Regions from separate parts of the Homo sapiens genome. Here all the other regions are linked to region 3. A link is a loop called in an ENCODE intact Hi-C map of the cell type or tissue named here. Cell type or tissue: HCT116. All regions are shown on one strand. Each heading gives the region's core, and the rest is flanking DNA. Links, peaks and the distances in the headings are about the cores only.

The links. Peaks named below come from ENCODE experiments on the same cell type or tissue, not always from the same donor. Only the 100,000 strongest peaks of a DNase experiment are listed, where the experiment ranks them.
Region 1: a loop joins it to region 3, with 9 times the contacts of the local background. A loop is called at or near these places in 105 of 110 quality-filtered maps.
Region 2: a loop joins it to region 3, with 3 times the contacts of the local background. A loop is called at or near these places in 70 of 110 quality-filtered maps.

The regions. Positions count from the first base shown.
Region 1 is chr5:134,298,395-134,308,375 of GRCh38, reverse strand. It overlaps CDKL3 (cyclin dependent kinase like 3), which reads left to right. Exons shown (of 13, transcript NM_001113575.2): 9 at 1-238; 10 at 1,674-1,767; 11 at 3,809-3,971; 12 at 5,689-5,786; 13 at 9,666-9,952. The coding sequence ends at 9,725. Among named protein-coding and RNA genes, the nearest start is that of CDKL3, 64 kb to the left of the region's middle. In HCT116, for the core only: CTCF peaks have their summits at 5,156 and 5,361 (motif pointing left); a DNase peak (open chromatin) is centred at 5,335; H3K4me3 peaks cover 245 bases.
Region 2 is chr5:134,181,147-134,191,127 of GRCh38, reverse strand. No RefSeq gene overlaps it. Among named protein-coding and RNA genes, the nearest start is that of SKP1, 9.2 kb to the right of the region's middle. In HCT116, for the core only: a CTCF peak has its summit at 6,765 (motif pointing left); a DNase peak (open chromatin) is centred at 6,787.
Region 3 is chr5:134,580,803-134,590,783 of GRCh38, reverse strand. It overlaps JADE2 (jade family PHD finger 2), which reads right to left. Exons shown (of 12, transcript NM_001388185.1): 12 at 7,557-9,981. Among named protein-coding and RNA genes, the nearest start is that of SAR1B, 47 kb to the left of the region's middle. RefSeq lists enhancers at 8,645-9,176, 9,177-9,709. In HCT116, for the core only: CTCF peaks have their summits at 3,488 and 3,700; DNase peaks (open chromatin) are centred at 3,373 and 3,693; H3K4me3 peaks cover 342 bases; H3K27ac peaks cover 932 bases.

The sequences.
Region 1 (9,981 bases), core at 3,002-8,001, 280 kb after region 3:
AAGAGTATGAAGGTGGACTTGGTCAACAGGATGCAAATGAAAATGTTCATCCTATGTCTCCAGATACAAAACTTGTAACCATTGAACCACCAAACCCTATCAATCCCAGCACTAACTGTAATGGCTTGAAAGAAAATCCACATTGCGGAGGTTCTGTGACAATGCCACCCATCAATCTAACTAACAGTAATTTGATGGCTGCAAATCTCAGTTCAAATCTCTTTCACCCCAGTGTGAGGTGAGCTGTAACAGAGAAGAAACCTAAATAATACAACATTCCTGTATAATGGTATTTCAAAGAATCGTGTTCATAGTGTCTGTATGTAAACTGAACTTGAAGAAAATATATTGAAATTAAAGCTGTATAATGGGCCATTTACTGAGTGTTTCTTATGGATGCTGTAGAAGAAATTAACTTTTCTTGGCCATATAGATGTTTAAATTTTCACTAATGTCTTCTTGAAAAACCTTATTAAAAAAAAAGACCCTTTGAAAAATGTTTTTATTTTTGAAGAGAAAAAAAGTTGGTATGTCCTAAGTTCTGGTATCAATGTGCCTTGGTATAACAAAATATTTATTTCTGTATCATAGCAAATTCTCTAAGTGGAGAAAGGATAGTAAAAAAATAATCTTTCGTAAGTCAAATAGCCTTTCAAGGTGAAATATTTTGGGAGAAAAATAGCATATTAGGCCAGTTTTAGATTTAACCTCTGATACAGATTGAGAGACTGGTCCATGAGTCTGGTTAATCAAGGGCAGTGTGATGGATGGTGAGAGTTTGTCCAACAAGGCAGTAAGGCCACTTCAAAATTTAGGGAGGCTACTGTCATTCTAGGGGAGGAGACTGGGTTCATTAGCCCAAGAGGATTCTAGCAGACTGGTTTGGGCCACAGGTTGTGAAGCCCAGTGGTCTGCAGAGGTGAGCAAGTGGACATGTCCATGTCAGTCCAAAGGTACAGCAGGTTACAGACTGCAAGAGCCTAGTTGTTCTTGAGGTGATCCCAAAACCATGGTATCAGTAACAATGGTTGTAAGCCAGTCAGTCTTGGACAGTAAGTTCATAAATTGAGAAAGCTGATAGTTAAGAGAACCAAATTCAGAACAGGTAGAAGGGAGCAAGTAGGCCAGCAGGAGTAACCCCACAACATGCCTGTCACCACTGATGTAAACATGCACTAATTGTTCTCTGCCCTGTTACCACCTCTCTCCTAAGGGCAATTGGTAGGTAAGGACTCACTATTGCATTTTGGTACTCAGTGTTCAAACAGTAGACTTCCAAGCCATAATTTATTCATTCTTGAAGCTAAAACAAAGGCATTTCGGCCGGGCATGGTGGCTCGTGCCTGTAATCCCAGCAATTTGGGAGGCCAAGGCGAGTGTATCACTTTAGCTCAGGAGTTCGAGACCAGCCTGGCCAACATGGCAAAACCCTGTCTCTACAAAAAATACAAAAATTAGTTGGGCATGTTGGAGCACACCAGTAATCCCAGCTACTTGGGAGGCTGAGGCAAGAGAATCACTTGAACCCAGGAGACAGAGGTTGCAGTGAGCCAAGATCATGACACTGCACTCCAGCCTGGGTGACAGAGTGAGAATCTGCCAAAAAAAAAAAAAAAAAAAAAAAAGCATTTCTGGGGAGTTTTAGTAACTTCTCATTCATTTTTAAATAATAGGTTAACTGAAAGAGCAAAAAAGAGACGCACTTCTTCACAATCTATTGGACAAGTTATGCCTAATAGCAGGCAAGAGGATCCAGGTCCTATTCAAGTAAGGCAAGAAGCTACACATTAAAATATGGCCTCTTTTAACATTACTTCTTTTTTCCTTTTCTCTATCTTTAGGGCTCTAATACTTTTTTGTTTGTTTGTTTTGTTTTTTTGAGAGAGGATCTCTCTCTGTTGCCCAGACTGGAGTGCAGTGGTACGATCTCAGCTCACTGCAGCCTCGACCTCCTGGGCCCAAGCAATGCTCCCACCTCAGCCTCCCAAGTAGCTGAGACTTCAGGCACATGCCACCATGCCCAGCTAATTTTGTTCATTTTTTTGTAGCGACAAAGTCTCACTATGTTGCCCAGGCTGGTCTCAAACTCCTGAGCTCAAGGGATCCTTCCGCCTCAGCTTCCCAAAGTGCTAGGATTACAGGTGTGAGCCAACGCACCCAGCCTCTAACACTTCTAAAAATGTGCTTTAAGTTTCTTTTTTTCTTCCTGAGTTGAAAATAGGCCATTATTTTCTAAGTGCTTTCACAATTAATTAAGTTCATATATCTTAATTTATCACAATTAATTAAGTTCATATATCTTAATTTATGTATTTAACATGTGACTTAGGCAGAGTAAGTTAAGATTTCCACCTTTGAAAGTCACAAGAAGTTTTGTTTTTTTCACTCCCAAAAAATGTTTTTAATATCTTTATGGATTAAAAACAATTGCCAAATAAACACAACTTATTTTCACTAGAAAAAATAATCAAAATAATCGATGTAGTTCATCCCCCTCCCAACTTTTGTTTTGTTTTGTTTTTGGCTTATTTTGCATTATTCATCGCTAATGGGACCTCACAACTTTTTACATAGGAAATTGATTTATTCAAAATTGAAGCACAATGTTAATTATAATAACAAAAAACTGAAAACAATACAAACCTGTCCAAAAGCAGATGACTAAGTACATTAGGGTACATTCATACAGTGGAATACTAAACATTACATTGTGGAAGAGTGTTCATTGATCTAGACAAGATTTTATCATCTGTTTTCAAATGAACAAAAATCTGGTAACACAGAAGGTTTCCCAGATGCTGGATGTGCAATACATTTTTTCCTTTGGGTTTTCCCAGTGTTTACAAAGCATATCATTTTCTAGGTAGATAAAGAAGTTATTAAGAAAATGAACTGAAGCAATTTGTTCAAAGTCAGAGTGCAGTGAATAGTATTAAAAATGAAAAGTTAAGTTTGTGGTTCTGGCCAGGCACAGTGGCTCTCACCTGTAATCCTAGCATTTTGGGAGACTGAGCTGGGAGGATTGCTTGATCCCAGGAATTTGAGATCAGCCTGGGCGACATAACGGACCCTGTCTGTACAAAAAATGAAATAAAATAAATTAGTCGTGTGTGGTGGCATGTGGCTGTGGTTTCAGACTCGGGGGCTAAGATGGGACTATGGCTTGAGCCCAAGAGGTTGAGGCTGCAGCCGTAATGGCGCCACTGTATTTCAGCCTGGACAACAAAGCAAGACTCTGTCTTAATAATAATAATAATAATAATAATAAGGCCAGATGCAGTGGCTCATGTTTGTAATCCCAGCATTTTGGGAGCCCAAGGCAGAAGGGTCACTTGAGCCCAGGAGTTTGAGATCAGCCTAGTCAACCTAACAAGACCCCATCTCTACGAAAAATTTAAAAATTAACCAGGCATGGTGGTATGTGCCTGTAGTCCCAGTTACTTAAGAGACTGAGGTGGGAAGATCACTTGAGCCCAGGGGGTTGACGCTGCAATGAGTCATGATCATGCCAATGCACTCAAAATAATAATAATAATAATAATATTATTATTATTATTATTATTGTGGTTCTCATGACCAAGACTATTATGCTCAGAATATTAAATATGCTAGAAATGTTTGCTTTATGAAACTTTTATTGGAGTTTGATCTGTTGATATGTTCAATAGTGTTCTATTCTAAATCTTCTTAATTATTAAATTAATTGTTATGTCTATCTTATACCATCCAAATGGCTAGCAATTCTAGGATTGTCATTCTACAAATAGTTAGACACATTTCTTCAACTAACTCTTGTTTGTTTGTTTAGAGCCAAATGGAGAAGGGTATATTTAATGAGCGAACAGGTCACAGTGACCAAATGGCAAATGAGAACAAAAGGAAGCTGAATTTTTCCAGATCTGACAGGAAAGAATTCCATTTTCCAGAATTGCCTGTCACAATACAGTCAAAAGATACAAAAGGAATGGAAGGTACACATTTGTTGCATAGCTTTACAATTATGATGATATCATTTATAAGATTTTTTCATAATATAACTTACATTTTATAGTGTGATTTAGGTAGAAAATAGTAAATTGGTGAGGAAAACATTTCAGCTGATGAGATTTTCTCCCCATTGTCAAATAAGGGGTATGATTTTAAGGAGATAATTTTAAAGAGGCTTAGGCGTGTAATCCCAGCATTTTGGGAGGCCAATGCAGGAGGATTGCTTGGGCCCAGGAGTTTGAGACAAGCCTGGGCAACATAGCAAAACCCTGTCTCTACAAAAAATAAAATAGCTTGGTGTGGTGGTGTGTGCCTGTAGTCCCAGCTACTCCAGAGGCTGAGGTAGGAGGATTGCTTGACCCAGGAAGTTGAGACTGCAGTGAGCCATGATCACGCCACTGTACTGCACTCCAGGATGACATAATGAGACCCTGTCTCTAAAAAAAAAAAATTTTTTTTTAATTAAAAAGAAAAATAAAGAGAGGTTAAGACAGCTTTAAAAGGTAAATTATTAAAATTTATTTATTTATTTATTTATTTAAGACAGAGTCTCACTCTGCTGCCCAGGCTGGAGTGCAGTGTTGCAATCTCAGCTCAGTGCAACCACCACCTCCCAGGTTCAAGTGATTCTCGTGCCTAGCCTCCTGAGTAGCTGGGACTACAGGTGCCCACCAACACGCCTGGCTAATTTTTGTATTTTTAGTAGAGACGGGGGGGGGGTTCCACCATTTTGGACAGGCTGATTTCGAACTCCTGACCTCAGGTGATCCACCTGTCTCAACCTCCCAAAGTGCTGGGATTACAGGCGTGAGCCATTGCAGCTGGCTGCAAAGGATAAATTTTTTATTAGCTCAATGTTGTTGAAATGTTAGAATAGTATTTGAGAAATTTGTTTAGTATATGACCTGGGGTAAATTGCCTTTCTATGTTTCTTCATGATCATTTACCCATATAGTAGCAGAAATTTTATATGTATTTTGAGCATCCAAGGATTAAATATATAAGATTTATAGGCTGGGCACAGTGGCTCACACCTGTAATCCCAGCACTTTGGGAAGCCAAGGTGGGCGGATCACCTGAGGTCAGGAATTTGAGACCACCCTGGCCAATATGGCAAAACCCCATCTCTATTAGCCAGGCATGGTGGCTCATGCCTGTAATCCCGGCTACTTGGGAGGCTGAGGCAGGAAAATCACTTGAAACCGGGAGGCGGAGGTTGCAGTGAGCCGAGATCGCGCCACTGCACTCCAGCCTGGGTGACAGAGTGAGACTCCATCTCAAAAAAAAAAAAAATTTATGAACTTAAGATTTATATCAGAATGAAACGCACTTTTGTCTTGAATAAATGTTATGTTTCTTTGAAGAACAGTGACACCTTGTGAAAAATTAATATAATAGCAAGAATATCATCCTTGTACAGTTCAAGAGGAATTATCTGATCCACTTAACAGTTACACTGAGAATAATAAAATAAAATAAAATAAAATAAATGTCTTATTTTAATACTTAGTAGACTATTTGTAAAGTTATAAAACAAATAATTTACCATATTTTACCATTACAACTCATAATTTATTTTGTTCCTTTGTAATAAACTGAGAAACTGACTTAGTGGATTTCTATTTGAAATTCTTGGAAAGGAAAGTAAAATTTCAAAGTAGGAATAACAAATTTTCATTGTTTTGTATATTTTTGCAAAAGTTAAACAGATAAAAATGCTGAAGAGGGAGTCAAAGAAAACAGAGTCATCTAAGATACCAACTTTACTTAACGTGGATCAAAATCAAGAAAAACAAGAGGTAACTCTTTTTGTATATAGCTTTTACTAAGGCATGTTGTTTAGAGGACTTGACTCAGTGTATAAATTTAGTTATTACTATTGGAAAGCTATATAAAAATTCAAAATTTTATAATCTTTGAACTAAAGAAACAGATCTATATTTTCCTAGAATAACCCATTAATAAAAGTTTCTAAAAGTTATTTTTTGGTGGGTAATGTTGAATGATTAGAATGCATGGCACCCAGGGAAAATATTATCTGTATTGTGTGTAGTGTCAGATATCAGGCAGGTAAGTCAGACTAGTGAAAATGAATAATGGTATAAATATATGGTTATATGGCCACAAGCATGTGTGTCTTTGCCTTTAAGCCTCTTCCTTCCTTCGTTTTCTCTCCAGTTTATTCCCTTATCTCTGCTGTCTGCCTGCTGTCCTATTTTCACAAATATTTGCTCTCAGCTAACTATCAGGTAATCTTGTTGAAATATTCCCAGTCCCTACCCACCAGAGAGATTCTCAAATTTTATTTGAAAATCTTGAAGCCTGTAATATCCAAATGAATGCTCTATAAAGACAGTCTTTTAAGAGAGAGAGATTGTGCTGAGCACCCACTGAATTAAATCATATCGATGGCCTCCTATTCTACACTTGTGAGGTCATCTCTGTATGTGATTTATCAACTTCTGTTTTTGTGTTTGTTTGTTTGTTTGTTTGTTTGTTTTTGAGACGGAGTGTCTCTCTGTTGCCCAGGCTGGAGTGCAGTGGCGCGATCTCGGCTCACTGCAACCTCTGCCTCCCGGGTTCAAGCAATTCTCCTGCCTCAGCCTCCCAAGTAGCTGGGACTACAGGCACACGCCACCACACCCAGCTATTTTTTTTAAAAAATATTTTTAGTAGAGACGGGGTTTCACTGTGTTAGCCAGGATGGTCTCGATCTCCTGACCTCGTGATCCACCCGCCTGGGCCTCCCAAAGTGCTGGGATTATAGGTGTGAGCCGCCGCATCTGGCCCAACTTCTGTTTTTTTAAAAAATAAAATTTATTACAGTTTTACTCATGATAAAATTAGTAAATACTTATTAAGAAAATTTGAAGAAATTAAAAATATTTTAAAAAATCTGAAACTCTGTAAGAAGGCATTTTAACAAGGCTACTTGATCTCTATAATATTTGGATAGAGGGTTATCAGACACTATTAGATGTATTCTCACTGTGACATTTAGGGCTATCTCTTTAGTCTTGGCCTAGAGCTTGTTAAGAACTCCACAGTCCACTTTGCAGAGAAGAAATGTTGTAGAACAAGAATGCCATTAGGCCGGGCACAGTGGCTCACACCTGTAATCCCAGCACTTTGGGAGGCTGAAGAGGGTGGATCACCTGAAGTCAGGAGTTCAAGACCAGCCTGGCCAATGTGGTGAAACCCCTTCTCTACTAAAAATACAAAAATTAGCTGGGTGTGGTGGCTCATGCCTGTAATCCCAGCTACTCGGGAGGCTGAGGCAGGAGAATTGCTTGAACCTGGGAGGCGGAGGTTGCGCAGTGAGCTGAGATCAAACCATTGCACTCCAGCCTAGACAACAAGAGTGAAACTCCGTTTAAAAAAAAAAAAATCCATTAATAGTCATCTTTCGGTTCATTATAAAAAGTAATAAGGTGGCTTTAAACTTTTAAATTTGGGTGACATACTCATGTCACAGCACGTTGCACAGCATACCATTTGCACATTTTTTCAATCATTGGGTGAGTTAGGGCTCCTGAGGTAGGCAGACTATTAATGTGCCTCATGTGTTTATCCCATTGTCCTGTGAGAGTCCCCAGGAACTAAAATTACTTTCTAGTCCAGGAAAAAAGGAACTCTGCAGGAAAAAAGACCCTTCTGTGATTTTTAGGATAAATAATAAATTAAGGAGGGAAAACATCTTCTTGTTCATATGATATAGAACTCCAGAAAAAATGAAGTCATCAGTGTTGATTATAGTTTATTTGTACTGCTTATTCAAATGCAGCTCTGACAAGTGACTGAAATTGCATAAAAGGCTAGTACAACTGGTTTTAATAAATGTCAGAATTAAGAACATTTCTTAAATTTTGAGCCTGTAGTTTATTTTAGAGCATGAAAGAATATGACATATTTTTAAAAACATAAGATAGGGAATTGCTAGTTATTTTTTCTATTCTTGGCTCTGTATTGACTTGGTTTTCGAATTATACAATCAGATCCAAGCACTTCTCAGGTTTACTTTATTTTTTATTATTTATTTATTTATTTATTGAGACAGAGTCTCACTCTGCCACTTAGGCTGGAGTACAGTGGTGTGATCTTAGCTCACTGCAACCTCCACCTCCTGGGTTCAAGCAATTTTCCTGTCTCAGCCTCCTGAGTAGCTGGGATTACAGGTGCCTGCCACCATGCCTGGCTAATTTTTGTATTTTGAGTAGAGACGGGGTTTCACCATGTTGTCCAGGCTGGTCTCGAACTCCTGACCTCAGGTAATCTGCCTGCCTTGGCCTCCCAAAGTGCTGGGATTACAGGTGTGAGCCACCACGCCCTGCCAGGTTTACTTTTTAAACTCTTTCAGCTATCTCAAATGTGCGTGCATGCATTGAATAGGTTCTATAACCAGAGAGAGACTAAATTACTGGGAATGAGTGAGTTAGGCAAGAGAGAAAAGAGTCCATACAAAGGCCACCTTTTGTTTTGTTGGATGATAATGATAAGGAATACATTGCTAAATAGTTTCCCTGTACCTTATGAAACAACCCATAGGGGCAAAGTACAAGTATTTATCTCTGGCTGTATTTCCTTAGCCAAAGACTCACCATGTCCTCAATTAAAGACCTGTTTCTATTTACTTTTTAGAATACAGGAAATGCACAAACTGAAAGGAAGAAGAACTTGCCAGATGTAGAGTAGAAAATGCAGCAGCTGAAAATTCAGGGAATCCCAGAATCACTGTATGGTTTTTTAAAAATCCTTTTTATTAATGTTACATACACAAAAATGCTAACTAGATAATTTTACAGGTATATCGTAAATCCTGTTAGTTATATGTACATTCACCTAAATTTGTTTTTAAATTTATTAATCTTTAAATTATTCATGTTTTCTTAATTTGAACATGAATTTATAAAAACTACCTGACTGGTACATCCTAATAAAATTGCAGCTTACATTTAGTCATATAATTTTATTTGATCACCTATTATTTCAATCATACTTGATGAGTGGTCATTCTTAGCATTGGTTTAGGGCTTTATAATTACAGAAGGAAAAGTTTCTAAATATGTGATAAAGTAAGATCCTGATGTCTGGGAACACCAAACATTTCTGAGCAAACAAATATACTTGATAACCATGTAACATGGGTTTGGCTTTACACTGAACTTTCTGGAGCAGCATTTAAACATATCATGAAGATTGTTTAAAAGGATGGAAATTGGTCGGGCATGGTGGCTCACGCCTGTAATCCCAGCACTTTGGGTGGCCGAGGCAGGTGGATCATGAGGCCAGGAGTTCGAGACCAGTCTGGCCAGCATGGTGAAACCCCATCTCTACTAAAAATGCAAAAAATTAGCCGGACATTGTGGCGTGCACCTGTAATCCCAGCTACTCAGAGGTGGAGGCAGGAGAATTGCTTGAACCCGGGAGGCGGAGGTTGTAGTGAGCCGAGATCACGCCACTGCACTCCAGCCTGAGCACAGAGCGAGACTCCATCCCGCTGCCCCCCGCAAAAAAAAAGATGGAAGTTGAGCAAGGCATTGAAGCAAATCTTTTGGCTTGACTAGCATGTTTATAATTTAGTAATTTACATGTAATTTAGCATTAATAAAGTCAGAGTTTTGGTAGCATATATTTACATTCCAGTCCCTGATTCTTACTAGCTTGGTTTCTAATTTTAGGGTGGAGATGGCCATTGCGAGGGGAAGAATTTGAAGAGAAACAGGTTTTTTTTCTGGTAGTGTCTTTTCTTTTACATAGTCCAAAAAATACAAGATGACAACTCTTCCCGTTTTATTTATCTACAATAGAAGTGTGATGTGAGTTGTTGTTAAGACAGCCATCCATGTGCATGAGCATCATCCAGCTTTTTTTGTTAGCAAAACATTTACTGTTTTCTTTTCCCTTTTAAGACTCTGTTGATGTGATAATTTGATTTGGAATTATAAAGTCATCTCTTCTCTGCCTACTTCTTTTTTTTGCCATGATTACTGAGTG
Region 2 (9,981 bases), core at 3,870-8,869, 400 kb after region 3:
TGGCTTCTGAAATACATCAATTTGACGTTGCAGTCTTGAAAAGGCAATAGCTGACATATCCTGAACCAGCTTGGGTTTCCAGTGCACTCAGTGCTGAAATAATTGCTGTGAAGGGTTGAGTTGAATTCACAATGACTTAGGACAGTAGTAGCTACTGAATGTTCAATCTTTGAAATGACAGAATTAGCTTATAGTGAATATTGTCTAGCACTGAGCATTTCCATGTGCCAAGCATGTTACATGAATTATTGAGTTTTCTCAACTCTGTTGAGAAGAGCAGAGAAGGTTCTGCTATTCAGGCATTCTGATCGCAGAGTTCCTGATTTTCAGGAAGCATTAGGTTTCTCTTGCCTTTGCTGAAATTCTTATTAGTGGTGTTTGAAGGGTGGGCAATAGCCTACACAGCTTTAGGGTTTAGATGTGTCGCTTAGCCCCATTCAGGAAGCTAGGTGTGTGATGGGCCCTTTGGGGAGTGTGTGGTGAGGAAGGCTTGCATGCTGGGCCTTTTGAGTGTTGGCCCAAGTCAGGTAGCCTGGTTACAGCATTCTCAAGAGTTCATGGACTGCCGGGCACAGTGGCTCACGCCTGTAATCCCAGCACTTTGGGAGGCTGAGGCGGGTGGATCACAAGGTCAGGAGTTCAAGACCAGCCTGGCCAAGATGGTGAAACCCCACCTCTACTAAAAATTAAAAAAAAAAAAAATTAGCCAGGTGTGGTGGCGGGCACCTGTAATCCCAGCCACTCGGGAGGCTGAGGCAGAGAATTGCTTGAACCCGGGAGGTGGAGGTTGCAGTGAGCTGAGATCGCACCACTGCACTCCAGCCTGGGTGACACAGTGAGACTCGTCTCAAAAAAAAAAAAAAAAAAAAGAGTTCATGGACTAACCTTTGTGTCTCAAGGGCATTTATTTGAGCCAGAGTTTGAAGGGGAGTTAGGTGAGGTTCAGCTGAACCACCACAGCCTAACAATTGCTCTTGAAGATAAAAGAATTTTCACAGTGGACCCGCATTAACAAATACTAAAGGAAAACCAGAAAGTATATATGGAGTGGAGCACCCCATCCCTAACTTTTAAAAATTCATCTAAGTGGCATAATTCCTCCATTTTTTATCTGAATTCCCAACTGAATTGTGGGTTTTCTTGAATGACCTGAGTTTTTTAGACTCTTTTATAAACTTCTGGGATTCTGTACAAGACTACTGGAAACTAGTCAGCTCTTTAGGCTGACAGTTGTAGTAATGAATGAAATCTCATGCTAGCCTGTCATCACCTGACCATCTTCCCCTCCTTCTGAAGACCCTTACCTTCTAATCTGAGAGGAGCCAGAAGCCAAGACCAACTTACTTTCTTGTCTGGTGTCCTGATGGCCAGTTAACAAATTCTGATACGGAGGACTTGACCCTATGAACAATGCCCATCTCTAATCTGTATGAGTGCACATTCTTTTTAAAAAATGGATCTTTTCTACTCGTATTAATATAAAATACATGCTTGTAGTAAAGCAATAGAGATGAATACAAAAAAAGTTTCCCCTCCAGCCTTATTGGTCTGAGGTGGTTACTACTAATGGTTGTGGATGTTTTCACAGTCATATCAGCAAGTCTGCTGTGTGTAGGGTGGTTGTGCTCTAGTCTTCCTTCATGATGATGTGTATTAAATTGTTTCTCTGGGAGCAATACTCCTCGCCCTTTTAAAACAAATGGTAACAGACACCATTCCGCACATAGCATATTTTCATTTAGCATCTTTGGTATTAACCAGTGTGAGCTTTTATTTTTAAAGTAACAGTAGTGAGTTGGTGGAAGTATGATGGGTTCCTGAAGTAGTTAAACATGGAGGCAAAACTAAGTAAACTCACCAGCTTGTTAATGTGTGGCCACGGTTGGGCACAGCTCCAATATAGGGTGACCAGTTGACCTGGTTGCTTAGAACTTGAAGGTTTTCCAGGAAGCAGATCTTGCTTTCTTCTTCTTCTTCTTCTTTTTTTTTTTTTTTTTTTGAGATGGAGTTTCATTCTTGTTGCCCAAGCTGGAGTGCAATGACACAATCTCGGCTCACTGCAACCTCTACCTCCTAGGTTCAAGTGATTCTCCTGCCTCAGCCTCCCAAGTAGCTGGGATTACAAGTGTACGCCACCACACCTGGCTAATTTTTTGTATTTTTAGAAGAAATGGGGTTTCACCATATTAGCCAGGCTGGTCTCAAACTCCTGACCTCAGGTGATCCACCCGCCTATGCCTCCCAAAGTGCTGGGATTACAGGCGTGAGCCACTGCCCCAGCCAGTAGAGCTTTGAAACCAGAACAGTTGGTCACCCCCAATGTGGGTTCTGTGCCTTTCCCACCCTTATCAACCAGACAAAATCCAGGCTCTGCTTTGGCTCTCAGCTGGGATCTTGGGGGTGGGGAAGTGGTAACTGGGCGAATTTACTCAGACCTGAGCTCTAAGACTACCTGCTGCCTGGCTTGCAGTCATGCATCCACAGGAACCAGTCTTTGCATTAAGTCTATAACTGAGACCCCCAGCTCCCAAGGTTCCAAGGTTTGTGCTACATGCTCTCGTTTGTGAGGACTCCAAGGCTTCTTAAGTCTCAAGGCAAAGGACAGGAAGGCAAAGATCTAAGAAGGAGAACAGAGGGTTAAATTTATTAGAATAGGAAGAAAGGGGTGAAGCAAGGTGGGTGTGTGTTGAGGGGTGAGAGGTTCTAGCAAGAGGGCTTAGGTCTTAGCCAGGGTGTATGTAGTAAGGGGCTGCTGCCATCTGGGAGAGCACAGCAAGTGAAGTGGGCAAGAAGAGATGTTGCCATGGTATTTGAGTAACTTCCACTGGGTAAGTAAGCCACCACCAGGCACCAGCTGAGCTGAGTGGTATTCAGCAGCTACTTACTGTGCACCTGTTATGTGCCAGGCATTAGGCACAAGCGGTGTACAAGACAAAGTGCCCTTGTGCAGTGAACACCCAAGAGAGACAAATATAAAACTCCAATAGGAATAATGTACTATGAAGAAAAAGCAAGACAGGAGGCCAGAGGGTAAAAGGAGGTACCCTTCTAGCCAAAACTTCCACATACTGTTGTGCACATTGCTTACTGCCCAACTCAAGTTTGTGAATTTTGACAATTTTTTTGGCTGATGGCAATCGTATGTCTTGATGTGATGGCTGTTAAATTTTTAAAATAAGTTTTAATGTAAATTTAACGTACTATTTAGGCTGGTGGTCTCTGAGGAGGTGACACTGAGCTGAGACCTAAAGGATGAGAAGGAGCTATTCCTTCTCACCAATCTGCATTAGATGCTGTTTATCACAAGGTGAAAAATCACTTGTTTTGAAAGAGAATGCGGAAGTGTAGTTTGTAGAAAAGCACTGACCATGACCTGATAACATTCCTAGAAATTTCCGCCATCTGGGGCAGCGGTGGGGAAGCTGCTGTTTGAGAGACTGCTGTAGTCCAGGCTGTGCTGTTCTGACCAGAGCCTGCTGCCTACAGCTGAGTGGCAGGATGTGGCTAGAGGAATGGACACAGCTGTACTGGTGGGACTCACACAAATGTCAGATGGACCAGTTACTGCTGGATAGTCCTCTACACTTCCTTAGATTCTTGGGCTTCAAAAGGACTGATTAACACGGTCTCTTCTCAAATTGCCACCTCCTCTCTGTACTCTATAACACTTATAACCTCGCCAATATTAATACTTCAGGGCACAGTCGATAGTGTCTCTCTTCTTCCTGCCATCACATTCAGCAATCTTTTTTTTTTTTTGAGACGGAGTTTCACACTTGTTGCCATGCTCGAGTGTAGTGGCATGATCTTGGCTCACTGCAACCTCCGCCTCCTGGGTTTGAGTGATTCTCCTGCCTCAGCCTCCTGAATAGCTGGGACTACAGGCGTGCGCCACCACGCCCGGCTAATTTTTTGTATTTTTAGTAGAGACGTGTTTTCACCATATTGGCCAGGCTGGTCTCAAACTCCTGACCTCAGGTGATCTGCCCGCCTCAATCTCCCAAAGTGCTGGGATTACAGGTGTGAGCCACCCCTCCCAGCCAACATCCAGCAATCTTTCTGCAGCTGTACCTCTATCCTTGGCCTCCTCAATTGGATTATTCCTATCAGCATACAACATGGCTCTGTATCTTCAATCCTAAAAACAGACTCCTTTGACTTCACAGTCCCTTTAAGTGCCTGCCCTTTTTCTATACTGCTCTTAGCAAAGCTCTTTGAAAGAACTGTGTCCTCTGTCCACCTTCTCATATCACACTTTTCTCAACACACCACCCCACTGAAATTACAGCTTTATCAAGGTGATTTTCCCATTGCCAAGTATAGTAGATGTTTTTTCTGACTTTAATTTTGTTTTTAGCATTTGAAATGATTGACCAAAACAATTTCCCAGATATAGTTTCTTTCCTTGTCTACCATTACACTACATTTGCTTGTTTTCCTCCTACTTTTTTTTTTTTTTTTTTTTTTGAGAAGGATTCTTCCAGGCTGGAGTGTAGAGGCATGATTTTATCTCACTGCAACCTCAACCTCCCAGACTCGGGCGATCTTCCCACTTCAGCCTCCAGAGTAGCTGGGACTATAGGCGTGTGTGACCATGCCCAGCTAATTTTTAAATTTTTTATAGAGACTGGATCTCACAATGTTGCCCAGGCTGGTCGTGAACTCTAGAGCTCAAGCGATCCTCCTGCCTCGGCCTCCCAAAGTAGGCATGAGCCACGGCGCCTAGCCCCTCCTGCCTTTTTGACTGCTGCTTTCCAGACTCCTTTGCCAGTTCTTCCCATCCTCTAAATATGGAAATGACCCAAGGCTTAGTACTCACACGACTTTTTCTCTCCTCTTCCAGGTGATCTCATCTAGCCCTGTCTATATGCTGAAGAGTCCCAGTTTGTATCCTTAGCCCAACTTCTCCCCTGCACTCCTGTTAAGTATTCAACTGCCTACTTGACATGACTCAGATGTCTAACGTGCATCTCAAACAATTCCTGATCTCCCAAACACCTTCCACCCCAAATCCTGGTGTTTCCTATCTTAGTACCACCATGAATAGTACCACCATTCATGCAGTTATCCTTGACACCTGTTTCTCTCATCCTCCACATGTGGTTCATTAGCTACACCTCCAAATACATCTTTCTCTTTTATCTCTAATAACCCTGTCCTGGTCCAAGCCTTCTGAAAGGTCTTGCGGCTTCTCTTCTTCCACCCACTACAATCCACTCACACAATCACAAGAGCGCTCTTTCTATACTGTAAAGCGGATCCTGCCACATGCTGCTTACCTTCCATCACCTGAGGCTACTTAATGAAAATGGGATGAAGTGGCCAGCGGCTGTAATCACGCCTGTAATCCTAGCACTTTGGGAGGCTGAGGTGGGTGGATCACTTGAGGTCAGGAGTTCGAGACCAGCCTGGCCAACATGGTGAAACCCCGTCTCTACTAAAAATACAAAAATTAGCCGGGCATGGTGGTGGGCGCCTGTAATCCCAGCTACTCAGGAGGCTGAGGCAGAAGAATCGCTTGAACCCCGGAGCCAGAGGTTGCAGTGAGCCGAGACACCACTGCACTCCAGCCTGGGCAAGAGAATGAGACTCCATCTTAAAAAAAAAAAAAAAAAAGAAAAGAAAATGGGATGAAATTCCACTTTCTTCACAGAGCTTTTCATGATTTGGTCCTTACCTGCTCTTCTGCCCTCATCTGTTTTCACTCTCCCCCCATTCATTAATCTCTAACCATATTAGCCATACTGTTCCTGGGACATACCAAACTCATTTTTAGAGACACTTTTTCCATCTCTTTCTGTGGCTGGGGCCTTCTTATGCAGGTTTCTGCTTAAATGTATTGCCCTCTTCTCCCTTTATAACCCCACTTTGTTTTCTTCTCAGTATTTATCCACCTAACATTCTCTTATTTGTGCTTATCACATTGAACCCACTAGATGGTAAGCTCCCTGAAGGCAAAAATCCTTCTCTTCTTTACCACTGTCTGCAACATGATGGGGAGAGGGTGGTAAACAAATATTCACTGAATGACTGACTGGCATGGTCTATATCAGCAGCTTGCTGGGCCTAGACTCAGAGATTTTCCTGGAGAAATCCCTGCCACTCAGTAGTCCCTTGGCAGACAGGCCTTCCTGACTGCGCAGTTAACAGTCAGGCACTTGGCTTGCAAGACATACCCACGTCATACTTGACTACCTCACTGATGATCCCAGTCTAGCTCCTGGGATGTTCAGCAAGTCGGCCTGCCTGGAGCTCCATGGGTGGCTGACTGGCTGGGCTTTGCAGAGTTTTTAAATTGCAATTTCTCTCTGGTAGTCTTTGCCCCAGTGTGCTGGCTCCAGACGACATATTGGTGCTGGGGTCCTCTGGGCAGAGGGGTAGGGAGACTTAGCCGGTGATGATAGGTGATGCCTGTCATTGTTTTCTCATCTGTGAAGGAGTCCTCGCTGCATTGTACTGCACTGCTCTGCTCCTAACTGAGTCTTTCTGGCCCTGCTACCAGGTCCTGCATTTCACAGGTCTCTGTCAAACTCTACATTTCACAGAGGGACACTGTGACCCAGATGGCTGGGGGCTACTTCCATGGTCACGCTGTGGACATGGGATTAAGTTGCACTGGCATTCAGCCTCTGGTGGCCAGACTGGGTTTCTGGACAGGAGTCTGCGTCCTGGAGGGGAGAGAGGGCAACCTTTGGAGGGGCCAGAGGGCAAGCCTGGAAGAGGGCAGGCTCAGTGAAGATGCACCCTTGGGACAGCCACCTGGCTCTCTGGTGCCATCTGTTGGTCAGAGCCAGTCAGTACTGGTAGTTCTTGGGGGTTGACCTGGACCAGACGGACTCTAGAGCAATCCCGTCCCTGTCACTGCCTTAGCTTGGGCCCAGCATGGCAACTCTGAGCACATGGGGGGCACTGTGCACTCCTATGGTCTTCTCTCCTTGGAGAGAGGTGGGTGTAGCTCATGCTCTTCCGTGAAGTCAGACTCATCTGTGGTGAGTTAGCCAGACCTAGGTTCAAATCCCACCTCCCCATTTTCCTGCTCTATGGCCTGGGGCTGATTACTTAACCCATCTCAGCCTTGGCATCTCTCCTGTAAAATGCAGATTATAATAGTAACCACCTCCTAGGGTTGCTGTGAGATTAAAACATTATAAAGAAAGAGCTTAGCTCGGTAATCTGGCAGGCCCATGCTCCAGGAATGTTAGTGGCTATGCTTATGGGCTTGCTGATTTGGGCAGGATTACTGTTCAGTCCCTCCTTCATGGGTAGGCCCACTTTGGCTTGCCAAGACTCTCCAACCTACCCTAGACCCAAGGCAGTCTGGGGTTCCTGAAATCTGATGGTGCAGGGTACAGATGTGGGTCAAGAAATGTTTTCCTCCACCACTTAGGTGTAGATGTCACTTCTGCCTAGAGATTCCACAGCAGCTTCCCAAGGGCAGGTTCATAGTCCACCAGGGAAGGTATTGCACTGGCTGGCTCAGATAGAGGAAAGGAAGCTGTAACTTTCTGTAGCTTTGTCCAAGGTCTTAGTTGAACTCTTGGCCCATGGGCAGGTAAGTCCTCCCTGTGGCCTTGCAGAAATTCCTCACCTTCCCTCCCAACATCTCCTGTATTCCTCCAGCCTTGGCTCTGAAGGGTTGGGAAGCCATGTGAAGGAAAGGCTCCAGGGGCTCAGACTTCCTTCAGGAATTGACACTGGCATCATGTTAAGAATGTTACATGCATTCACACATTGTCACTCCCTCCTCGCTTTTTTTTTTTGAAACAGAGTCTTGCTCTGTCGCCCAGGCTAGAGTGCAATGGCACAATGTCAGCTCACTGCAACCTCCGCCTCCCAGGTTCAAGCGATTCTCCTGCCTTAGCCTCCCGAGTAGCTGGGATTACAGGCACCTGCCATCATACCTAGCTAATTTTTTTTTGTATTTTTGTAGAGACGGGAGTTTCACCATGTTGGCCAGGTTGGTCTCGAACTCCTGACCTCAGATGATCTGCCCACCTTGGCCTCCCAAGGTGCTGGGATTACAGGCATGAGCCACCATGCCCGAACTTTCTCCCTCTTTTCTGCTGAGTTATGATTTACATGCAGTAAAGTATACAAACATAATTGTAGTTCAGTGAATTTTTGTATGTACATACACTCATGAAACCACCATCTGGACCAAGATACAAAATGTTGGCCGGGCATGGTGGCTCACATCTGTAATCCCAGCGTTGGGAGGCCAAGGTAAGAAGATTGCTTCAGCCCAGAAGTTTGAGACCAACCTGGGCAACATGGCAAGACTCCATCTCTACAAAAAAAAAAATAGGCTGGGTGCAGTGGCTCATGCCTGTAATCCCAACACTTTGGGAGACCAAGGCGGGTGGATCACCTGAGGTCTGGAGTTTGAGACCAGCCTGGCCAATAGGGTGAAACCCTGTCTCTACTAAAAATAACAAAAATTAGCTGGGCATGGTAGCAGGCACCTGTAATCTCAGCTACTCAGGAGGCTGAGGCAGGATAATTACTTGAACCCAGGAGGTGGAGAGGTTGCGGTGAGCTCAGATCATGCCACTGCACTCCAACCTGGGCAACAAGAGTGAAACTCCGTCTCAAAAAAAAAAAAAAAATAGCCCAGATATACTACAGTGGTGTGCACCTGTAGTCCCAGCTACTCAGGAGGCTGAGGTGGGAGGATTGCTTGAGCCCAGGAGGTCAAGTACAGTGATTGCGCCACTGCACTCCAGGCTGGGCAATAGAGCAAAACCCTGTCTCAAAAAAAAAAAAAAAAAGAAAAGAAAAGAAACAGAAAAAGAAAAAAAATATTTAGCATCCCAAAAACTTCCCTCATCAATACTTGTCACCTGCCAAAGGTAACTATTCTTCTCTCACCGCAGATTCGTTATTGCCTGGGGCTTTTTTGGTCTTTATTGAAATGGACTTAAACAATCAATATTCTTGGGTTTAGCTTCTTTTGTTCAACATTGTTCATGAGATCCATCCACATTGTGTATATCAGTAGGTTCTTTTTCATTGCTGTTTAATATTCCATTAAGTGAATATACTACAGTTTTTTTTTCATTTTATAGTTGATAGATTTGTTCTTTCTTGACTCTTATGAATAAAGCTGCTATGAACATTCTTAAACATATTTTTGGTAGACATAAGTTCTTATTTCTGCTGAGTATATATCCAGAATTGGAGTTGCTGGGCCACTGGGTACATGTATGTTTAGTTTTAGTAGATACTGCCAGTTTTCTGAAGTGTGCCAATTTGTACTCCCACCAGAAATGTATGAGAGCTCCGATTGTTCCACATCCTTGCTAATACTTGGTATTGTCATTCTTTTAAGTTTAGCCATTCTGGTGACTAAAATCACTGATTTTCACAAAAATCCTGTGATGTATTGGTATTGTTATAATCCCCACTTTACAGACAAGGGGGCTGGGGCTCAGCAAGGAGAAGCCACTTATCCCAGATCACACAGGATGTTAGCAGCAAGTGGGCAACAGCAGGTCTGTGTGATTCCTCTGCCTCTGTGGCTGCATGAATTTTTTACTTTTTTTTTTTGAGATAGAGTTTCACTCTGGCACCCAGGCTGAGGTGCAGTGGTTCTATCTCGGCTCACTGCAACCTCCACCTCCTGGACTCAGGTGATCTTCCCACCTCAGCCTCCTGAGTAGCTGGGACTACAGGCGCACACTACTACGCCTGGCTAATTTTTGTATTTTTTGTAGAAACGGGGTTTCGCCATGTTGCCCAGGCTGGTCTTCAACTCCTGGGCTCCAGTGATCTGCCTGCCTTGGCCTCCCAAAGTGCTGAGATTACAGGCATGAGCCACAGCGCCCAGCCTGCATGAAATTTTAAAGTCAGAATATTTGAGTGTGTCAAATAATCTCTTATTTTCATAATTACTTTCTACAGCGCTTATTTCCATTTGACAGCAGAAATATAATCTGGCCACTTCCTGGCAAATTCAGTCAAGTAAGTGCATGATCACCCAGT
Region 3 (9,981 bases), core at 1,819-6,818:
TCCTGGCCTCAAGTGATCCACCCGCCTGGGTCTCCCAAAGTGCTGGGATTACAGGCGTGAGCTCTAATCCACCAGCCACCAAATTCTTTTAGTTTAATAAGAACCCTAAAGAACATTGCAATGGGGCTCTGGAGCTGCTTGCTCGAGCCTGCTCCCACTCTGTGGAGTGTACTTCCACTTCAGTAAATCACCTTCATTGCTTCTTTCGTTGCTTTGTTCTTTTGTTTCTTTGTGTGTTTTGTTCAATTCTTCGTTCAGTGCGTAAGAACCTGGACAACTCACAGTCAAGACCTTCCATCCGGTAACACTGGAAAGCTTTCCCTTGCCCTCTGACCACAGCCCCTCCCCACAGGAGATGGACTTCAGAGGTCACAGATATCCCCCAACCTCTTCTCCCATTGTACAGATGCAGAAGTATCTCCCAAGTAGCTGGGTCCATCAAGTCAGTGGCAGAGAGAAGACTTCTCGCTCCTGGGTCAGCCGTAATTTCCTAGAGCAGTGTGCAAAAAGCCTTTTAGGGAAGGGAGGTGATTATAATTTCAAAAGAGCTTTGAGTTTGAGTTTGAGTTGGGGGACTTAGGGGAGTCACGGATGGTGCTCTAGGAAAAGCAGAGGCCCAACATGAACTCTTTTTAAAAAAAAACTGTTTTAAAATGGTTTCTTCTGATGGCCGGGCACGGTGGCTCACGCCTGTAATCCCAGCACTTTGGGAGGCTGAGGCAGGCGGATCACTTGAGGCCAGAGTTTGAGACCAGCCTGGCCAATGTGGCGAAACCCTGTCTCTACTAAAAATACAAAAATTAGCTCGTTGTGAGTGCCATAATGCCAGCTACTTGAGGGGCTGAGGCACAAGAATTGCTTGAACCCAGGAGGTGGAGGTTACAGTGAGCCAAGATCGTGCCACTGCACTCTAGCCTGGGTGACAGAGTGAAACTATCTTAAAAAAAAAAATTCCCCAGAAGTAAAATAAAATGGTTTCTTTTGCTTTACATTATGTTTGTTGCAACAAAGCAGTTGGGTGGTATTACATGTAGCAGGTTTTTTTTTTTTTCTACAGTATCATTTTTTTCTTAAACTGCAGCAAAACAAACAAACAAAAACCCCAAAAACACAAAATTCACTCTCCCGGGCTAGGTACGTGTAATCCAGCACTTTGAGATTCCTCGAGCTCAGAGGTTTGAGACCAGCTTGAGCAACTTGGCGAGACCCTGGCTCTACTAGAGAAAACAAAACAAAACAAAACACAACAAAAACAGCTGGTCATGATAGTGTGTGCCTGTGGTCCTAGCTATTCGGGAGGCTGAGGTGGGAGGAGCACTTGAGCCTGGGGGCATGCAGAGGTTGCAGCAAACCAAGATCGTGCCACTGTACTCCAGCCTGGGTGACAGAGTGAGACCCTGTCTCAAAAATAAAAAAATAAATTCACCCTCCCAACAATTTCCAAGTGTAAAGTACAATATTGTCAACCACATGCCATTGATGGGCAGCAGAGCCCTGGAACCACCCTCCCGTCCTGACTCTGTGCCTCCTAATCAATTCTCTTCCTCCTCCCCCCAGCCCCTGGCAACTACCTTTCTACTTTCTGCTCTATGATTTTGACTACTCTAAGTACCTCCTATAAGTGGAATCATACAGCATTTGACTTTTTTTGACTGGCTTATTTTGCTTAGCATAATTTCCTGCAGGTTGATCCATGCTGTAGCACAGGACAGGATTTCCTTCTTTTTTAAGGCTGAATAATATTCCATTGTATGTGTATACATTTTCTTTATCCATTCATCTGTCAATGGATATTTAGGTTGCTCCTACCTCTTGGCTATTGTGAACAGTGCTCCCACCAATCTGAACTCTTTAGATGTTGAGCTGAGACAGCAAATAAATGGGCTTGTGAGCTCTGGGGAGCAGAGGTCCTTCAAGGACACTACGGAGCTTCTGTTCAGCATTGGATTGGAATGTCAGGTATAAGGGAGGCTGTGGCTGAGTTAAGACAGGCCCAGCTGTGTCCTGGGTCACTGGCTGCAGCCCATTTTCCATTGTTCTCACACTGTAGGTGTCATCATGTTGGGGTTGTTGGGATAGTTTAGGATTTGCCACAGTGTATAAAACATGGAAAACCATGCTCCTGCCTCAGCCCCCTGCCTGGAACACAGTGGAAAGAGGGACCTGAGGCTTCCCACTAGGAATGCCAGGGAAAATACAGGATGCAATATTTGGAAAATGTACTGAGGAACTACTCTCTGAAATTTGAATGTAACTACATGCCCTATATTTTTATTTGCTAAATCTGACAGCCTCCCTCCTACCCACTGAAAATCTCTCCAGCCAGCAAATGGGGACCCTGTATCCCTACCCATGTTTCCTCAGAATGGGCTGGTGCGGATGCTTCTGAGCTCAGGCCTGGCTTGGAGTACTGGGGGCCAAGCAATACTCTGCTACGATGAGCTTGCCCTTAAGCCACCTGCTTGACTGAAACCCCATCCTTTCTTCCCTCCCTTTGACTCTTGGCAGGGAGTCCATCTGAACTCAAAAGGCTGCCTTGAAGTCCATATTTTATTATCTCTCTAAAAAAATTTTCTTCAGACAGGTATGGTGGTTCATGCCTGTAATCCCAGAGCTTTGAGAGACCAAGGGCTGAGGTGGGAGGATCACTTGAGCCCAGGAGTTGAAGGCTACAGTGAGCTGTGATTGCACCACTGTGCTCTAGCCTAGGCAGCAGAGTGAGACCCTATCTCAAAGAGTGAGACCCTGTCTCTTTTTTTTTTTTTTTTTTTTTTTTTTTTTTTTTTGCAGTAGAGATGAGGTCTCACTATGTTGCTCAGGCTGGGCCTGAACTCATGGGCTCAAGCGATCTTCCCAATTCAGCTTCCTAAAGCACTGGTATTACAGACATGAGCCACCACTCCTGGCCAATCTCCTTTTTTTTTCAGATGGAGTCTTGCTCTGTCACCCAGGCTGGAGTGTGATGGCACCATCTCGGCTCACTGCAACCTCTGCTTCCTGGGTTCAAGGGATTCTCCTGCCTCAGCCTCCTGAGTAGCTGGGATTACAGGTGCCCGCCACCATGCCTGGCTGATTTTTGTATTTTTAGTGGAGACGGGGTTTCACCATGTTGGCCAGGCTGGTCTCAAACTCTTGACCTTGTGATCCGCTTGCCTCGGCCTCCCAAAGTGCTGGGATTACAGGTGTGAGCCACCGCGCCCGGCCCTCCTCTTTTTTATTCATTATTTTTATTTTAATTTTCTTTTCTTTTTTTTTTTTTTTTTTTTTTTTTTTTTTTTTGAGACAGGGTAGTTGCGAGGCCACTTGGAGCTACCTGCATTTCCAGCATGGGCCAGAGGTGCCTATGTGAGTCCTGAAGCTTTCATCGCCAAGAAAAGATGCCTTTGCTGCCTCCTCTGGCCGCTCTGAACACAGTCGGAGGCTGCAAGGAGGACTGAGGCCAGCTCTAGAAGGACCAAGTGCTCTCTCTCTCTCCACTCTGCTGTGAACTTCCTTCCTTTCTTTGGCAGGGTCTGGGTCTCCTTAGCCACCCATCCAACCCGGGACTGGGCACCCAGCGGACCTCAGCCAATAGTTTATTCTCCCAAGAGGCGCCTCGTCCCTTAACAACCACCCTGTCACTGAAGCCTGATAGAGAAGACTCTACTCTGCCCTGGCTGGCAAGGGGGCATGCAGCAGGAGGTGCTGGAGTGCAGGAGCCTCAGCAGGGACAGAGGAGGGGGAGGCTGGAGCTCTGCAACCTGGAAATGAGGGGTTGGCCCTGGCCCTGTGGGCCTTGCCACCCGCGGTGGGAGTTGCCAGGGCTAGGGCCTAGCGGGCAGCAGGGGGCGCCCCAGACCCTATCTTGCAGGAGTTTGGAGCGACTAAGGGAATTCAGAGAGGGCAATGGAGACTTTCCTCACCCCACAGATTAATACTCTCTCACTAGCAGCACAGTCTCAGTGTGTCACTGCACACTGATTTGTGATTATCTACTTAAAGTCTGTCTCCCACTTTGGCCTGGTCTCTGGAAGGGGCGTGTTGTCCCCACAGTGTCCTCAGGGCCCTGCAGCAGATTCTCAGTGAGTGCTGAATCAATATCTCAATATCTGCATGAATGAAAGGTGGTTCCCTAGGCTGGGCGCAGTGGTTCACACCTGTAATCCCAGCACTTTGGGAGGCCGAGTCAGACAGATCACGAGGTCAGGAAATCGAGACCAGCCTGGGCAGCCTGGTGAGACCCCGTTTCTACTAAAAATACAAAAAATGAGCCAGACGTGGTGGCGAGTGCCTGTAGTCCCAGCTACTTGGGAGGCTGAGGCAGGAGAATCGCTTGATCCCGGGAGGCAGAGGTTGTAGTGAGGAGGGATCGCGCCACTGCACTCCAGGCTGGCCAACAGAGTGAGACTCCGTCTCAAAAAAACAAAAACAAAAACAAAGGTAGTCCCCAAGACCACCCCCAGCCTCCCATCAGATCCCTATGCCATCAGCTGTGAGTCCTGGTGGCAAGAGGACTGGCCCACCATGAGGGAGCTGCGACCAGGTCAGTGCCATCCTCCTCCAGTCCCACACTCAGGGGCTCTCAGCGGGCAGGGATAGCCAACTCCAGGGGAGAAGCCTAGGAGTGCTAATCAAATGTGAGACTCCCACCCTCAAGCAGCCATGTAGGCTGGTGCAGAGAGGATCCCAGAGGGACCAGGGCTGGGAATGCAGGGCCAGGCCTGGTGGTCCTCAACCTCCTGCCTTCCCTTGGGGAAGGGGGTCAGGGGTTCCTCATGGCTATCTGTCTCTCACTCCATAGGAGCCTGGATGACTCCTGGGCAACTCAAGGGAAGGCTGAGGGTCTCTAGGGCTCTGCTGCCCAACAGGGTAGCTACTAGCCACATGTGGCTTTGAGCACTTGAAATGTGGCTAGTCTGAATTGAGATGTGCTGTAAGTGTAAAATACACCCTGGATTGTGAAAAGAATGCAAAATCTCTCATTAATAGTTATTTTACATTGATTACATGTTTAAAGACATTTGGATGTAATGGGTTAAATAAAATATATTATTAAAATTCCCTATATCTGTTTTTGTTTGTTTGTTTTTTGAAACAGAGTCTCACTCTGTCGCCCAGGCTATAGTGTAGTGGTGCTATCATGGCTCACTGCAGCCTCAACCTCCCAAGCTCAAGCAATCCTCCCACCTCAGCCACCCGAGTACCTAGGACTAAAAGTGTGCGCCACCATGCCCAGCCAATTAAAATTTTTTTTTTTGTAGAGATGGGGTCTTGCCATGTTGTCTAGGCTGGTCTCGAACTCCTGGGTTCAAGCAATCCTCCTGCCTCGGCCTTCCAAAGTGCTGGGATTACAGGCATTAGCCACCATACCTGGCCCTGTTTTTCACTTTTTAAAAATGGGGCTACTAGAATTTCAAATGTGACTTGCACTATATTTCTAAAGAACAGACCAACATGTACCCTGAATCCCCCTGCCCTACATTTATCAGCTGGGTTAGGTTCACAGGTGAGGTTTTATTTATTTATTTTGTTTGTTTTTATTTTTGTTTTTTTTAAAGACAGACTCTTGCGCTGTCTCCCAGGCTGGAGTGCAGTGGCATGATCTTGGCTCACTGCAACCTCTGCCTCCCGGGTTCAAGCAATTCTCCTGCCTCAACCTCCCTTTAGTCCCTGTAGCTGGGATTACAGGTGTGCATCCCCACACCTGGCTAATTTTTTGTGTTTTTAGTAGAGATGAGGTTTCACCAGGTTGGCCAGGATGGTCTCAAACTCCTGACCTCAAATGATCCACCTGTCTTGGCCTCCCAAAGTGCTGGCATTACAGGTATAAGCCACCTGGCCCAGCCGACACAGGTGTGGTTTTAGAGTGAGGGGCAAGCCTGAGTCATTCTTCTGGATCACTGTGGTCCTGCTTTGGGCTGGCTGCAGGAGGAGGGAGAAGCTGTGGTGCCAAGTCCACGGCAGCTGGGCCATGGGGCTGACAGTTTCTTACCATGGCCAGGTGGGCTGGCCACCCAGATACCCCCTCAGCCCCAGGGCTGATTTCCTGCCAGCATCCCATGCTGATTCCACAGTTGAGGACGCTGAGCTCTTCCCATTCACAGCTGAGCTGCTGGAGCTGGGGCTGAGAGAACATCCACAGCCTGTTTTTCCAGGTTCCCAGGTGCCCTAACAGGGAGACCTCCCTCCACGGGCATTTTGGGCACACACACACTCCACCCCAAATTTACTTCCAATACCTTGTGCATTGTGGACTCAGAACATTGGATCTGGAGGCACCCTTGGGAACCTACCGTCTACTGCTCTGGAGAGGAAATGGGTCAATTCTCTGTGGCAAACAACTAAGTCAGTGGCCCCAGAAGCTAAGATGCTTTGAGTCTTAATGTAACCTCTGTCCCTCACAGCCTTGTTCTGAGCCCTCAGAGGAGGTTCAAGACCCTCCCGATATAGCTTGATCCATCTTTGCATAGGCCAAACCCTCTATGAGGAATGCCCGTCATCCCTTTCTCCGATGCAGCTTCCCTTGGGCTAGCAACTATTTTTCATTAGGTCTCCAATGTCTGGAGGTTCTAGGGGGACAGGGGCCTGGTGACATGCACAGTATACAACCCAGCACACTGGCAGTGAGGTGTCCGGTCAAGACTACTTGTTGAATGAATCAATGAATCAATGAATTAATGGTGTCACTTCCTCAGAGAAACCCTTCCTGAACCCCTTCACCCCTAGACCAGCCCAGGCCTCCATGAAAACTCCCAGTTCCCTCACTGCCTGTGTGAGCCACCCCAAGCAAGGACAGCAGCTATATTCCCCACACTCTTTTCAGAGCCTGGCTCAGGGTAGGTGCTCAGAAAATCATGAATGAAAAACAAACTCAAGCAAAAATCTTCACTGACCTAGGGACACTCCCTGGAGGCTCCTCCCAAACTTTCCTACGGTCCCAGACAGGTGGTTGTAGCAGGTGGGGAGTGCAGCAGTCCTGCCTTGGATGCAGAGCTTTACCTCTTAGCACATCTTCGACTTTAGGTGCATCCCTCATCCTCTCAATTCCAGGGGAACATATTGAAGATCAAATGAAATACTGCCCTGAGGCTAGGGGCGGCTTACGCCTGTAGTCCCAGGACTTCAGGAGGCCGAGGAAGACGGATCACTTGGGCCCAGGAGTTTGAGACCAGCCTGGGCAACATGGGAAAACCCTGTCTCTACAAAAATTACCAAAATCAGCCAGGCATGGTGGCATGCACCTGTAGTCACAGCTACACGGAAGGCTGAGGTGGGAAGACAGCTTGAGCGCGGGATGTCAAGGCTGCAGTGAATCAAGATTGCAGCCTGGGTGACAGAGTGAAATCCTGTCTCAAATAATAATAATAATAATAATAATGAAAAATATAAATACTGCTCTGAAATTATAGCCCTTGGTGTGCACTGAACATCTTTATTATGATTCCTTAGGAGGTGGCAGCTGATCCCTTGGAAAACTCAGGGACCCCGTGGTTTTGCTGAGCCCATTGTCGGGTGTGTGTGTGGGACTCCCAGGGTTCCCTACCCCATCCAATGCAATGGAGCCTCACACCAGCCAGCACAGAAAACACTGCTTTATTAACTGCGTTTGCCAACACACGAGGAGTGCAAAGGGCTCCCTATGACACAAGCCCTGGTGGGGCCGGGGTCTGGAAGCCCCCATGAGTGAGCAGGACAGGATGGGGCTGGGAACTATGCAGCAGCGGCAACACAGAATCATGCAGGGCACAGCGGGCACTGGCCACACCCAGGTGACCATACATTCTATTGCTCGTTAAGGGTTGCGCACATGGACAATGTACAAAAAGGAGAAATAGGTCTTTGCGTTAATGAAAAATACATTTTTTCTCTACAAAGGAATCTTTTCTAATACAAGAAAATAAATATTGCAACATAAGCCAAAAATAATTTAAAATTGCTCTTTTCAATATATTTTCAATATTTCTCTTGTATATTAACAAATGGCACATCACTTTCTTTGAAACAAAGACAGAAGGTGTCTCCTCCTGTGACATTCATATCATCCCCCCACCGTCCCCTCAAACTGACGTGGAACACAAAGTGTTTGTGCCTCTGAGGGAGAAAGTGGCAGGAGGTGCCTTAAAGAACAACCAAAGGTCTCAGACTCCAGCCCTGGCTCATTGGCCAATGTGGCCAGCGAGGCCAAGGGCATGGGAGAGTGCCCTCCCCAAGGGCCTTGCTATAGAAATCCAGATCATTTTTCAGTGGTTTGCATATGGACAAAGGTTGGCCACATCTGGCAGTTAGCAAGGAAATGCCAAGTTCAGCCGCTGCCAATGTTGGTTAGAATTGGGCAGTTGAATCTCTAGGAATTGTCCCAGCTAGTCCCAGTGTGCCCATACACAGTATACACAGGCATGCCTGCATACGGACACACGAGACGTGGCCTGGCACACCCCCCACAAACAATTCAACATCTATGTCTGGAAACCTGGGGTGGCTTCTCCAAGGAAGCTGAGGCCCTTACATTGCAAATGCTCACACACTGTCACTAAGTCAGGCTCATTTAATAAAATAAACCCTTCTACCTTTCTTCTTCTCATTTGTTTCAAAATACATTTATGATACATAAAAATACTTTTCTTGCACATTATCCTTTGTCATGTGATGAGGGGGAAGGAGGTGGTGGGCGGTCAGGTCAGTGAGAAGGGGGACGATAGCCAGAATGAGTTACAGAGCAGCTTCTCCTTCCCTGCGGAGGAGCTGTGTGTGGAGGCAGATGTGGTTGAGAGAAAGATCTACCTCCACCTCTGACCTGGAAAAGGAACCTGCCTCAGTCTCAGGGACAGCAAAGCCCTCTACACTGGGGACAGTAGACCGGAAAAAGACAGAAGCGGCTGTGACCAACAGGGGAAAGGCTGGGAACTGGGGGAGGATGGGTGGCTGGCATCCTTCTCCTTGCAGCCTGCTGGACATCCTGGAGGTGGAGACAGCTGCCTGAAGAAGATTGCTCCAGGGCTTGGCCTGGGAGTGAAAGGGCACCCCAAATGAAAGGCCACCCCCCTCCCCTCGCAGCAGCCAGCCAGCCTAACAGACATCTGGGTTCTGCAGGACACAGGCTCAGCAACAGTCCAGTCCAAAGCAACAGCCAATGAAGAAGGGCCAGAATCCAGAGGCCAACAATGTGAGCAGAGGCTCTTGGAAGAACACCAGCCAGCCCGAGGCAAGGGGCCAGACTCGTTGCACCCTCTCCCTAATTCTCCACCCACCCCTGCCACCAGGGAGGCCCAGCCCCTGCCCCAGGATGGTGTGAAGGGGCAAGGGGCCAAGTGCTGAGACTGCTGGACCCTGGGCTTTCTGGGACCCCTGGCAGAGTTTGGTTGTTCTTTAAGCTCACCTCTTTGCTTCCTGCAGGGTCAGACCGGGCAATCTGGCACAGACAGGGTTGCAGCCCGAGGTGACCCAAAGCATGGGGAAGGAAGAAGTTCTGTTCAAAGGCAGTAAACAGAGACTGGGGTTGGGACACTGATGCTGACACTGACTGGTCACTACTACCAAGGCGGGCAGGCAGACTAAACTCTACAGGGTAGCTCATGCCATCCCAACGCCCAGAATCCTTGAAGCCCACCCCACTCCCTCCGAGTCCACCCGGACTAGACACATTTGTCCGATCCTCTGAACTGAGTCATTATCTTTGTTTCCTGTTTTGCTAAAATTCACATGAAATTGAGTGTCGATGACAATGCCACTGTCGTACCTTGATAGTTTTGGAGTTAGGGGTGGATGAAGGTCAAGCTGTTCCCCATCCTGCTTATTTGCTTTATGTATTTGGGGAGGAGGGAACCACATGGTAAAGACGTTTTCCATGCTGGTTTCACCGTCAGTATCTTTCCCCTCTGTGAGTCTCACAGTTTAGGAAAGCTCACAGTGGGCTCAGCCCAGGATCTGAAATCTAACACCCAGGTACACTTCAGCAGCAGCAAAGCATCCTCTTCCAAGCGCTTGAGCTCTTCTCCTTGGGTG